2 separate regions of the Mus musculus genome follow, and region 2 is linked to region 1. A link is a contact called in ENCODE POLR2A ChIA-PET data. All regions are on one chromosome and are shown on one strand. The core of a region is the stretch at or near the end of the contact, and the rest is flanking DNA. Distances in the headings are between cores, read along the strand shown.

Region 1 (5,100 bases), core at 867-3,366:
CTGCTCTACTGAGCTATTGAAAGATATATGTAGTATATACATAGTAATATTATATGGTCTCGATTTTGCTTTGTTGATGTTATAACTAGGTGTTCTCAAACATTGGATATATTCTATATAGTGATGCTCATGGTTTCCTGAGTATATATAAAAAACAAGAAAGACAAAAAAACTAGTAAGATTCCCTGTCCTTGACCCTTTCCTAGACGTTCTGTAGCCGCCCTGTCCTTTCTGATTACCTCCTTTCTCTTAGATTTATCTAGATTTGCTAGATAAATGATATGGTTACATCAAGTACAAGACCACCAGGGAAGCCAGTTGTGGGTTGTAGACAGCCATGGCCAGTGTATTTTGGTGCTTGGGTATTTCTTCCTGAAAGTCAGGATGTGGCACCATTTAGCAAATGCCGAAACTTCAGTGTGAATTTTAAGATATTCCTCATCTTCGACCACAACTGAGCATTTGGGAAGTTAACAACCAGTCCAGTATTACTGGAACCCAAAAATTTGTTCCTGCTGGAAACCTCTTACAGCGAGTGTAGTCACACAGCAGATGGATCTGAGCCTTGGAAATGGGCTAGTCTTTTGATCCTGTTCCATGCCTACACTTCTCAGTCATTTGAAGGATAAATAGAGGTCAGATTGGGCAGATTCTGTCTGATAAGAAGGAAGAATCTAGACAGTGGTGAGTGTCAGCTCAAGTCTGACTATAAGAGGAATAACAGTGGGTTTCGTTATACAATTTCAGCATGTGAAATTTAAAATCTCTTATGTGGAGGGAGTTTCTTCCCACAGAAAACCATTCTCTTTTTGTCAACCCTGACTGTAATAAATAAGCAAAAGAGAAAAGCTAGTGTTGCGGGTGGTCTAAAGTCCCTGGAAAGACCTCGTATGGGCTTTTTGCACAGTTCAGAGACATGGGGTCAAATTTCGGGATGTGTGTTTCTTTTTCTTTTATTTCCTTTCCCTATTTGTTTATTCATTTATTTCTTCATATTTACAGGACTTGTTTTCTAGCTCTGACTAGCTGGTATTCATGAAGCTATCCAGGCAGGCCTCCAACTCACCCCCACCACCCACCCCCGCTGCTGAGATACACCACCCCACAGCTGGCTCTAGAATCACTGACTTAAATGTTTCACTTTCTCTCTTTTAGTTCTAATTATCTTGCTCCGATTTTATTGAGTTTTAAAGAAATAAACATTAAGCCCACAAGCAGAAGTCTTTTTGACGAACTTTCAAAAGAAGAGGCAATTGGACTTGTGCTTGTCTGCTCGAGACCTCACCACAGCCTTATCTGGAACCTGGAACGGGAACCTGGAACCACACCTGATACTGGCACTCCGTAAATCCAAAAGGAAAAGGACAAGTTTGCATTCTCCCTTTTTGCAAATTTTTTTTTAGGCCAAAATCATATATGTATCCACTTCTAATCGAAGGTAATGGAACGTTTCTGAAAGAAAGCAGAAGGATCATGACTCCGGGGTCATCTTCAACTACACAGTGAATTTCGGGCCATGGCTCTACCTCAACAAAATTACCAGTTTCTCGATATTTTCTTTGGAAAAATTAATTTTGAAACTCCTCGAAACAGTGCCTGCAGGGAAGAGAAATTAACCAGGACAGACCCTTTCACTTTTGGCCATGTGGCCTCCGGCAGTGATTTTAAAAAAAGAAGAAAAAAAGAAAGGAAGGAAGAGAAGAAAGGAAAGAGAAAGAAAGAGAAAGGAAAAAAAGGAAAAGAAAAAGAAAAAAAGAAAAAGAAAAAGAAAAAGAAAAAAGGAAGAAAACAGCCAGACAAAGGACTGACCTTGATGAGCGAGCCTTCTGGAGCCGTAGAGACCAAAGAATCGATTTCTGGATACTGTCGTAAAAGTTAGAGGACCTGAGGGATGTGAGGATTGGTGCAGACCAAGGAGTGAGTCAAAGTCGAGCCCAGGGAACTAGATTGCTTTTCTCGGCCGAATGTTTAATTCCCATCTGGCATCTGGATTCTGTGCACAAGGTCCCAGCACCGTTGTTTCCGTGCTCTCCGCGTCCTGGTCCATTTGTACGCACCCCTGTGCGATTCCCAGAACTGGCGGTACCGTCTTTCATTTATAGAGGGCGCAAGTAACCCCGGGACTGTTCCGTGACAACCAAGCCACAATCTCACTTTTTGCTATGTAAAACAAGATGGCCTCAAAGAGGGGGCAATTCTCCTGCCTTAGGACTTCTTTCTTCCCCTTCCCTGCAGTTCTGGGATTATAAAACACCAACCCTAACTCAGGAAACTCTTTCTTAAATACTCCATTTTACTTTCTCCACTTCAGTTTTTATCATCTTGTTCGGATTTTATTAGACATAAAAAAAATCATATCAACAAACACACTAACACCCCCTCCACCCCACCCCCACCCCCACCCCACTCCCACTCCCACAATTTCTGTTTGATGAGCTGAAAATAACAGCGAGCATTGAATTACATCCAGTTATCAAAAGGGAGTAAGGTAGCAGCCACTTACCATCAGAAGGGGAATTAGCTCAAATGGTAGAGCGCTCGCTTAGCATGCGAGAGGTAGCGGGATCGATGCCCGCATTCTCCAGTTTTGCATTTATGCCTGTTTCTTTTCCCATCATACCCTGCTAGAACAAGAACAACCAAATCCGTTACTTCTAACCTCTATAGTTAAATTTCAGAAGTTCTCTCAGCAACCCGGAAGGGCCTAGTTCCTACCACACACTGTTCTCCAGGAAATGGCTTGGAGCTCTGGAGTTGGTATTTCCTGTTTTCCTATCAAGTTCTCACAGCTTTCCCTTTGTTAACGCGCAAACGCGTTCCCTTTGTTGAGACAGGGAAGCGTATATAGCGGTGTTTGGATCTAGGTCGTTTGCTTTTTTTGTTTCAGTTCAGTTACCGGCACTGGAATATCCCGGAATACAGCCCAAGATATGGAAAGAAATGTAGGACCAGCTCTTGTGGGTTGGAACTTACTGTGCCTTGCAGAAACGCCTAGTCCAGGACTATCTAATATATTTTATATCCGAGGCCCAAACGTTATCTTTAAAGAAAAAAATTGAACTATTTTCTATCTTTCTGAAAATTATTTGCTTAGAGAAAAGTTCTGACACATGGGATGGAAGGTACAAGAAATTGCAAGCACAAAAACCCTTGTACAACTTTCGATATGTTGAACTGAAATCTTTGTCAATTACTTTGTCTTACTTAATATTAATCTCTCATTGACACGATTCTACAGGTAACTGATTTTGAGAGCAGGAGTAACGCAGTTTAAAAGGATTAGCACAAAATTAGCAAATATGCGCTACTGATAGGTGAGATTTTCTTTCTTTTTTTTTCTTTTCTTTTTTTATTTTTCGAGACAGGGTTTCTCTGTATTTTCTTTGAACTAAATCTCCTCTTGCATTTCTCCCCTAAAACTGCCATTCCGTTTCCAGCAATGCCATTTGTTTTGTTTTGTTTTGTTTTGTTTTGTTTGTTTTTTAAGAGAAACGCTCTAGCAGCGTTTTAAAGCCCTTGCAGCACATTAAAATCGCCTGTATAACTTTTTAAATTCGCATCCCCTAGGTTGTAAAATGTCTCCAGGTCATTCTGATTTACACCAATTTCCCCCCAGACTCTTGAAACAAAACCATCGTAACATAGTTAAACCAAAAGCTTGAAGGAACAGGATTTTCCTCCTGCCGTGAGGTGATAGGAAGATGCCTACTGAGAAACTTGAGCCTGAGGTCCAGCTGCTGAGAACGCTCTGACTACTGGAGGGCGCGCGTGCCCCACCGATTAACCACAGGACCTGTATTCACTCTCGGCCACTGGGCGGGTTCAGGAGCACACCCGGCCCCAAACCTCGTGTCTACAGGTCGTCGCCGGCCCCTTTATTCCAGGGCACAAGGATCTCCAGGGGTGGGGTTATGTGATCTATGACGTCAAAGCCTGCTTGGAAGTATTAAAAACTATTACAGAGAACAAATTATAAAATCTACAGTCACTACTTTGCACATCGAGAGTAGTATTGAGGTCAGTCAAATACGAAAAGTCCCGCTCAATTCTTTCGGAAACGAGCTCCCAGACGCTAAAAAAAACAAGGGTTCCTTCGAGCCGGATTCGAACCAGCGACCTAAGGATTTCTAGAACAATGACCTACAGTCCTCCGCTCTACCAACTGAGCTATCGAAGGATCCACGTGTACTTGCTTCCCTACTTGGGATGCCATCTCTGCGTGATGGTTAGAGTTGTATCAATCATTGTGCAAGTAACAGCTGCCTCTTACTTTTTAGTTTGCATTTATTCATTCTCTTATTTTATTTCAGTATCTCTTCAGAGCCAAATTTCTGTGACTTGGCCCCTGAAGAAAACGGAAGTTTGAAAACCAAGGAAACAGAAGCAAAATTATTAAGGGCTTTGAGAGGACCAACTTTTATTGCGAATTTAAACAGCTCGTTTGCCCCTGTTTGTCAGCAAGATTTGAGACATGTTAGTCTGTAGTTGCAGCAAAATTCTATGGTTGGTCCGGATGTGGTTGAATACACTTTTAATCCCAAAGCCAGGGAGTCGGGAGCAGTGAGATCTTAGTGAACTCCAGCCACAGCCTGTTCCACATAGTGAGTTTAGGGCCAGCCAAAGTAAAAGCCTGTGTAAACAAACAAACAAACAAACAAACAAGCAAAGGTGAGAAAGGATAGAATAAGATAAAGATGAATAAAAATAAGACTATGGGAGGAGAAACATACCAAAACGTCCTTTAACTGACATTGGTCTTTGTCGATTAACAAGGAGACCACATTAGCTCTTAATTAAAAAAAAAAAAAAAAAAAGACTGTCAAGATGAAATTAATATAGTTTTAAATTATCAGTCTCCATGCTGGGTTCAAGTAGGATTCAAATGCAAATTAATTTGATGGTATTAGAATTCCTTTCGGCTTCCCTGAGTTCATGAGGAACTCCAAATGACTCTTACTCTTCCTTACTCACGACAGACACATCGGACATCAGAAATCTGTCTTATTATTCTTCAGAGCCTACTAAAGATCGTTGTGTTGCTGTACATTGGAGTCACACACATAGGCAAACAATCCCCCACCAGTGGACTAGCAGTGTCCA
Region 2 (5,100 bases), core at 979-3,478, 35 kb after region 1:
GTTTGAGACACTATGTCAGCTCCTTTCTTAACGGAGCAAGGAAAATACCTAAATAAATGAGAAAGGCAATATGTGTATTATACACAGTAGTCTAAGGTGTAGGAATTTCTTTATAAGCACATGATGTTTTATCATTAACAAAGCATTTTTCACTTATCTAGTTCCTTGTTGCAAATTCTTGCTGGATTTAGCTTTCTGGTTTCACAGTAGGAAAAACTGAGTGGGAGATTTGCTTGATTTGGATCACTAACAGGGAGGGAAATTAGAGCTCAATGTATTCTTTCCTTATGATCTCAGACAGGGAGAAGAAGACAACATGAGTAATATGAGTAAAACCATTTTGGAGGTGGATAAAGAACTTTAGCAACGGACCACACTCTGTTAGGGTGTCAATCCTTAGGCATTAAACCACGAAGCTGTTCAGAGCATCTAAGATGCTCACCACAACCTTACGTAAACGTGAAAATACGTTTGGATTTGGAGAATGAACACGATGATTCTCCCCAAAGTGAGAGTCTCCGCGCGGAGTGACGAGGCGACACATCCCGTCTGTACCCACCAGCCACTTTGAGGTATACGGCGGCCTCCTCGAAGTCGTCGTTGTCTTTGAAAAGGCACCGGTACTCCCCCTGGTCTGAGACCCTGACATCTCGGATCAGCAGAGTAGCGCGGCCGTCTAGAAGCCCGGCTGTCGCCAGCGTCGCCCTCCCGCGGTACTCCGTCATCTGCTGGCCCTCCTGCTCCTGGCCATCCCGGTATAGAAGTACCGCTGTCGACCTCGTCTGTCGAAACCACAGCAGCTCCATGTATTCTGAGCTCGCGTTTGGGGAAAAGCCACAGGTCAGCTCGGCATCTGAGCCCACTAGGGCCAACACTGGCTCCTGAGGTGCGGTCACATCGAAGGGAGCTGCTGTAATAAACAAGGTCAGATAGGACGATGGGTTGGGATGGAGGACCTACCGGCCAGTCTCCTTGTAAAGAAAGGAACTCGGGGTGGCTGCTATTTCTTTTCTTCTGTTTATTTTTCAGACTGGATCTCATAAATCCCAAGGTGGCCTCCAGCTCACTATGTAGCCTTGAGCTCCTTGCCCTCAATTCTCAAGTGCGATCATTACAGGGGTGCACCACCACCACACTTAGCGTTCCAATTCCTTTGATTTAAAGGAAAAACAACTAGGCGCTCCCTACGTAACCCTGGATGCTCTGGCTATCTCTATGTAGACCAGGCAGGTTTTGACCTCAGAAAAATCTGCCTGGGCCCACCTGGTGCTGCAATTGCAGGTGTGTATTACCTCCCGCAGTGGGTTTCCTTTGAACTCACTGGATTGTGGTGAAGGTCCCCCCACCAGGAGCCAAACCGGGTCAGAGGTATTTATTTATAGGGACCTTCCAACTTTGCGAGAAAGAGAAGGCTAGAACAGAAACTTACCCGAATCCAGCGTGGGCAGCTGTAGGACAGTGAGGGTGAGCAGACAGACCAGGAGGCAGGAGTTGGTGGGAACTGCCATCTCTGAGCTAACTGGGGCAATGAAGCCCGCCAAGAGCTTCAGGCTGGGAGAGAAACAGTCAGGAGGTAACTATGGGTTCCGCAAGCGCCCTGTTCTCCACCAGTTTCTTCCAACCTGGAGGGCTCTGTATTTCCCCTACAGGGTCATTTTCAGTCCATTTTACAACAGCGCCTGCCCCATACCCTTCCTCTGTACGTCTGGTCCTCCAGCCCTCGACTGCCTCCAGAATGGAGCCGCGAGGCACAGTTGTAGATAATGAAGAAATCTCCTCATTTACAATAACAATAAAACAATAAAGTAAAATCGAATCGAGTGGGATACTTTGTTATTCGTGTTTAGAAGTGATAATGAAGATAAAGCCACGGAGGTAGAAATGGAGAACATGAAATGAAACGAAGGAGGAGAGAAAGACAAGGTGTGTTTCTCAACTGTAAGCCCAGCAGCTCTCAGGAGGGTGATCTCTGGGAGTTACACCGTGAGGTACATACAGTCTTGACAAAGTCTGAGAGAGAGGGGAGAGGCAGAGCTGAAGAGCTTGAGGAACAGAAAGCCTAGTACAGAGAAGAGACAAAGAGAGCTGAGCTGAGAGTGAAGCACCTACCGATTTCGACAGACCCAGAGGAAAAGGGAGCCAGAGCCACAGTGATCAAGTGAAAAGGGCTGCTTGTCACCCCGGGGCCAAAGAGAGAGCTCTTCAGAAGGAAGAAGGCTGTGTGCTGTTAGAGAAGCCTGCCCACAGGTGGCCAAGTGTATTTATTCGGGGTGGGGGGAGGAGCAGCCTTTTAAACATGTGGACTACAGATTAGTGGTCAGGTAGTTTGGGTTCATCCTCCTCCCCTAAGAGAACGATATATGCATTAAAGAGCTGTACCGAATATAGGGAATGGGGACAAAAAGAAAGAAGACTTGAGCAACTGAAATGAGTCATGAGGCCATCAGCCTGTGAATTTAACTCTGTGGCTTCAGTTCTTTTAACCCAAGTTCATGGGGGGGGAGGGGGGGGCGCAGGCGGGGGTCATTGTAAGTTTAAGGCCAGTCTGGGCTTCATAGCAAGATCCAGACTTGCAAGAGCTACATATGGAGAACAAAACAAAAGAGAGTGGGGTGTTTGTTACTTTTAAGAAAAAGACTAATGTTACTAATACCTTGTTTGAATTATGCCAAGTTGGAAAAGTATTAGACACAAACAGTATTGGAAACAAAACAGGCAAGAGAATAGGAGCCCAGAAAGTAAATTACTTTGTCATTACATCTGTGAATAGCTAAAGAGTGAGTCCACAATGGCTGCAGCTCTCCCTCCCTGATCTTTTCCATGAGACACCTTCAGGAATGTGGGTGTGGGTGGCAGGAGTCCACTGGATGTCCACCTTCAAGGTATAACTGCACAAGGACCTGGCGCTTCACCCTGCCATCAGTCATGAGATCAGCAATTTCTTATTTGGTTTTGAATTTTCATTTATTACTGAAAAAATGCAAAGATAAAGAAAAAAAACAGTTTTATCAATGATTGTTTCTATGCTGTACATAAATATAAAATAAAATTTAAGAACAATATATATCAGTTCATAGTGATAAGTTCATAGTAAGTTTTCCTGCATAGTTCATAGCATAGCTAATACGCATATATTTGCGAAGATTATGAGATTTCTAGTTCTTTTTCTAGTATAAAGACTGCACTTCGGGGGGAGGGTATGGAGGACTTTTGGGATAGCATTGGAAATGTAAATGAGGAAATTACCTAATTAAAAAAAAAAAAAAAAAGAATGCACTTGGCATTTGGTAGAAGGTCCATCTAGCATTCATGAAGCCCTGAGTTAGATCCCAGCACTGCTTAAAATCAGGCATAGTGGCTCCTCTAAGCTACTTGTGACTTTGCTAGGCACTATACATGGTATCCTTCGATAGCTCAGTTGGTAGAGCGGAGGACTGTAGGAGTATTCGACCTGGAAATCCTTAGGTCGCTGGTTCGAATCCGGCTCGAAGGAGGTCTGTTTTTGTAACTCAGATAGATCGATCTACCATGTCTGTTTGTTTTACTAGCCTGTAGCAAACAGTAAGGGCAAGATAAACTTTTTTTTTTTAAACGCACAGTAAAACAGACATGCTAACACATGCTTCTATTCCTAGCATTCGGGAGGCAGAGGTAGGAAGAGTTTGAGGCCAGCCTGATCTACAGATCAAGTTCCTGGACAACTAGAGCAATGCAGTGAGAGCCTGCCTGGGAAAAAAAAAAAAAAAGGAAGAAACAAGAAAGAAAAGGAGGAAGAGGAGGAGGGAGGAAGAAGAAGAAAATAGAAAAAAGATATGCATTTTTATTTGTAGCTCTTTGTTTCTAACTATGATAACTACCCGATATGCTGTTTGATCCAGTTCCATGAATAAAGCCATTGACTCAAAGGGCATAAATATATATGTTATCAGTGACCTTCCCTACAATATTAAAAAGATCATAGCATCCTAAAGAGTGTCCTTCAGGCCTGCAAGCAACAAGAGGTATTATCTTACATGCTTATATGAAAATTAGTGAAATTTAGTATCATCATTATCACCTTTGTGGTGTAACAAGGCTGGGCATTTCTCTTGGATTAGCTGACCACTCGGTAAAATCTAGACTGGAGTCCTCCAGACCAGTCGCTGTCTATTTTGAGGTCTGGTCTTCTTTCTGTGTGGACTTTTTAAAAATTAAAGTTAATAATTGTATTATATTTGAAGTCTGAGGAGATGGCTTAGAAGTTAAGAGCGCTGGCTGCTTTTGCAGAGGGCCCGGGCTCAGCTCCCAGCTCCCACATGGTCCGTAATTAAAATTCCAGGGGCCTCCCAGGTATCCACACACACATGACAGACTAACATGCATCCACATAAATGAAAAATAAATTAAAAACAAATTTTAAAGTAAGTGCTTTATATTTTTGACAACATTTCTTCTCAATTTTATTTAATTTTTAAAAATTACTATGATTAAGAACAAAGCTAGCTACTCTCGTTGGCCTGATTGGCTGCTAGGTTGTGTGCTGTTCCCAAGCACAAATCTGATTTTATTACTTCTTTGCTTAATATTTTCTGCATGCTGAGGACTGGCATGAGGACTGAGAATGTAACAATCCCTGTGTATCTGAATGCTATCCAGAAATGCCACACTCATCTCCTTCATACCTACAGGAAATGCATATTATCAAGATAGCAGTTTCAGAACTTTACTCCGAACTCTTGCCTCATCAGTTGTGGGCAATTTGTATTTTAAAATGACGTATACAATACATTTAAATGTTCCATCCTAGCTTATTTGAGTGAAGAACAAAAATATTAACAGTTGGGTTGAAGAGATGTTTCAGCAGTTAAGAACATGGACTGCTCTTGTAGAGAACCTATGTCAAGTGGTTCATGGCCACCTGGGATGCCAGCTCCCAGGGGTCCGACACTCTTTGGACTGCTGGAGCATTTGCCCTTGTGTGCACAAACCCACAATTGAGCACACACACAGACACACAAATGAAAAATAAGAAAAATAAGGCCGTGGTGGTGCACCCCTTTAATCCCAGCACTTGGGAGGCAGAGGCAGGCGGATTTCTGAGTTCAAGGCCAGCCTGGTCTA

Evidence for each region. ChIA-PET counts read pairs that join two places held with the same protein, here RNA polymerase II (POLR2A).
Region 2: POLR2A ChIA-PET joins it to region 1 with 15 read pairs in Patski. The contact joins the promoter of Btn1a1 here to the promoter of C230035I16Rik in region 1. POLR2A ChIA-PET finds 5 or more read pairs at or near these places in 3 of 5 experiments (Patski and embryonic stem cell).

Annotation. Positions count from the first base shown.
Region 1 is chr13:23,428,901-23,434,000 of GRCm38, forward strand. It overlaps C230035I16Rik (RIKEN cDNA C230035I16 gene), which reads right to left and starts at 2,117. Exons shown (of 4, transcript NR_015492.1): 1 at 1,810-2,117; 2 at 1,329-1,452. It overlaps n-TAagc13 (a tRNA gene), which reads left to right and starts at 2,512; the gene lies at 2,512-2,584. It overlaps n-TYgta7 (a tRNA gene), which reads right to left and starts at 4,177; the gene lies at 4,090-4,177. Gm40833 (a long non-coding RNA gene) reads right to left here. Exons shown (of 3, transcript XR_873170.2): 2 at 4,731-4,788; 3 at 4,396-4,630.
Region 2 is chr13:23,463,673-23,468,772 of GRCm38, forward strand. It overlaps Btn1a1 (butyrophilin, subfamily 1, member A1), which reads right to left and starts at 2,229. Exons shown (of 8, transcript NM_013483.3): 1 at 2,110-2,229; 2 at 1,430-1,551; 3 at 560-910. The coding sequence starts at 1,508. Gm52036 (a long non-coding RNA gene) reads left to right here and starts at 752. Exons shown (of 2, transcript XR_003950563.1): 1 at 752-924; 2 at 1,030-1,816. n-TYgta8 (a tRNA gene) reads left to right here and starts at 3,404; the gene lies at 3,404-3,493.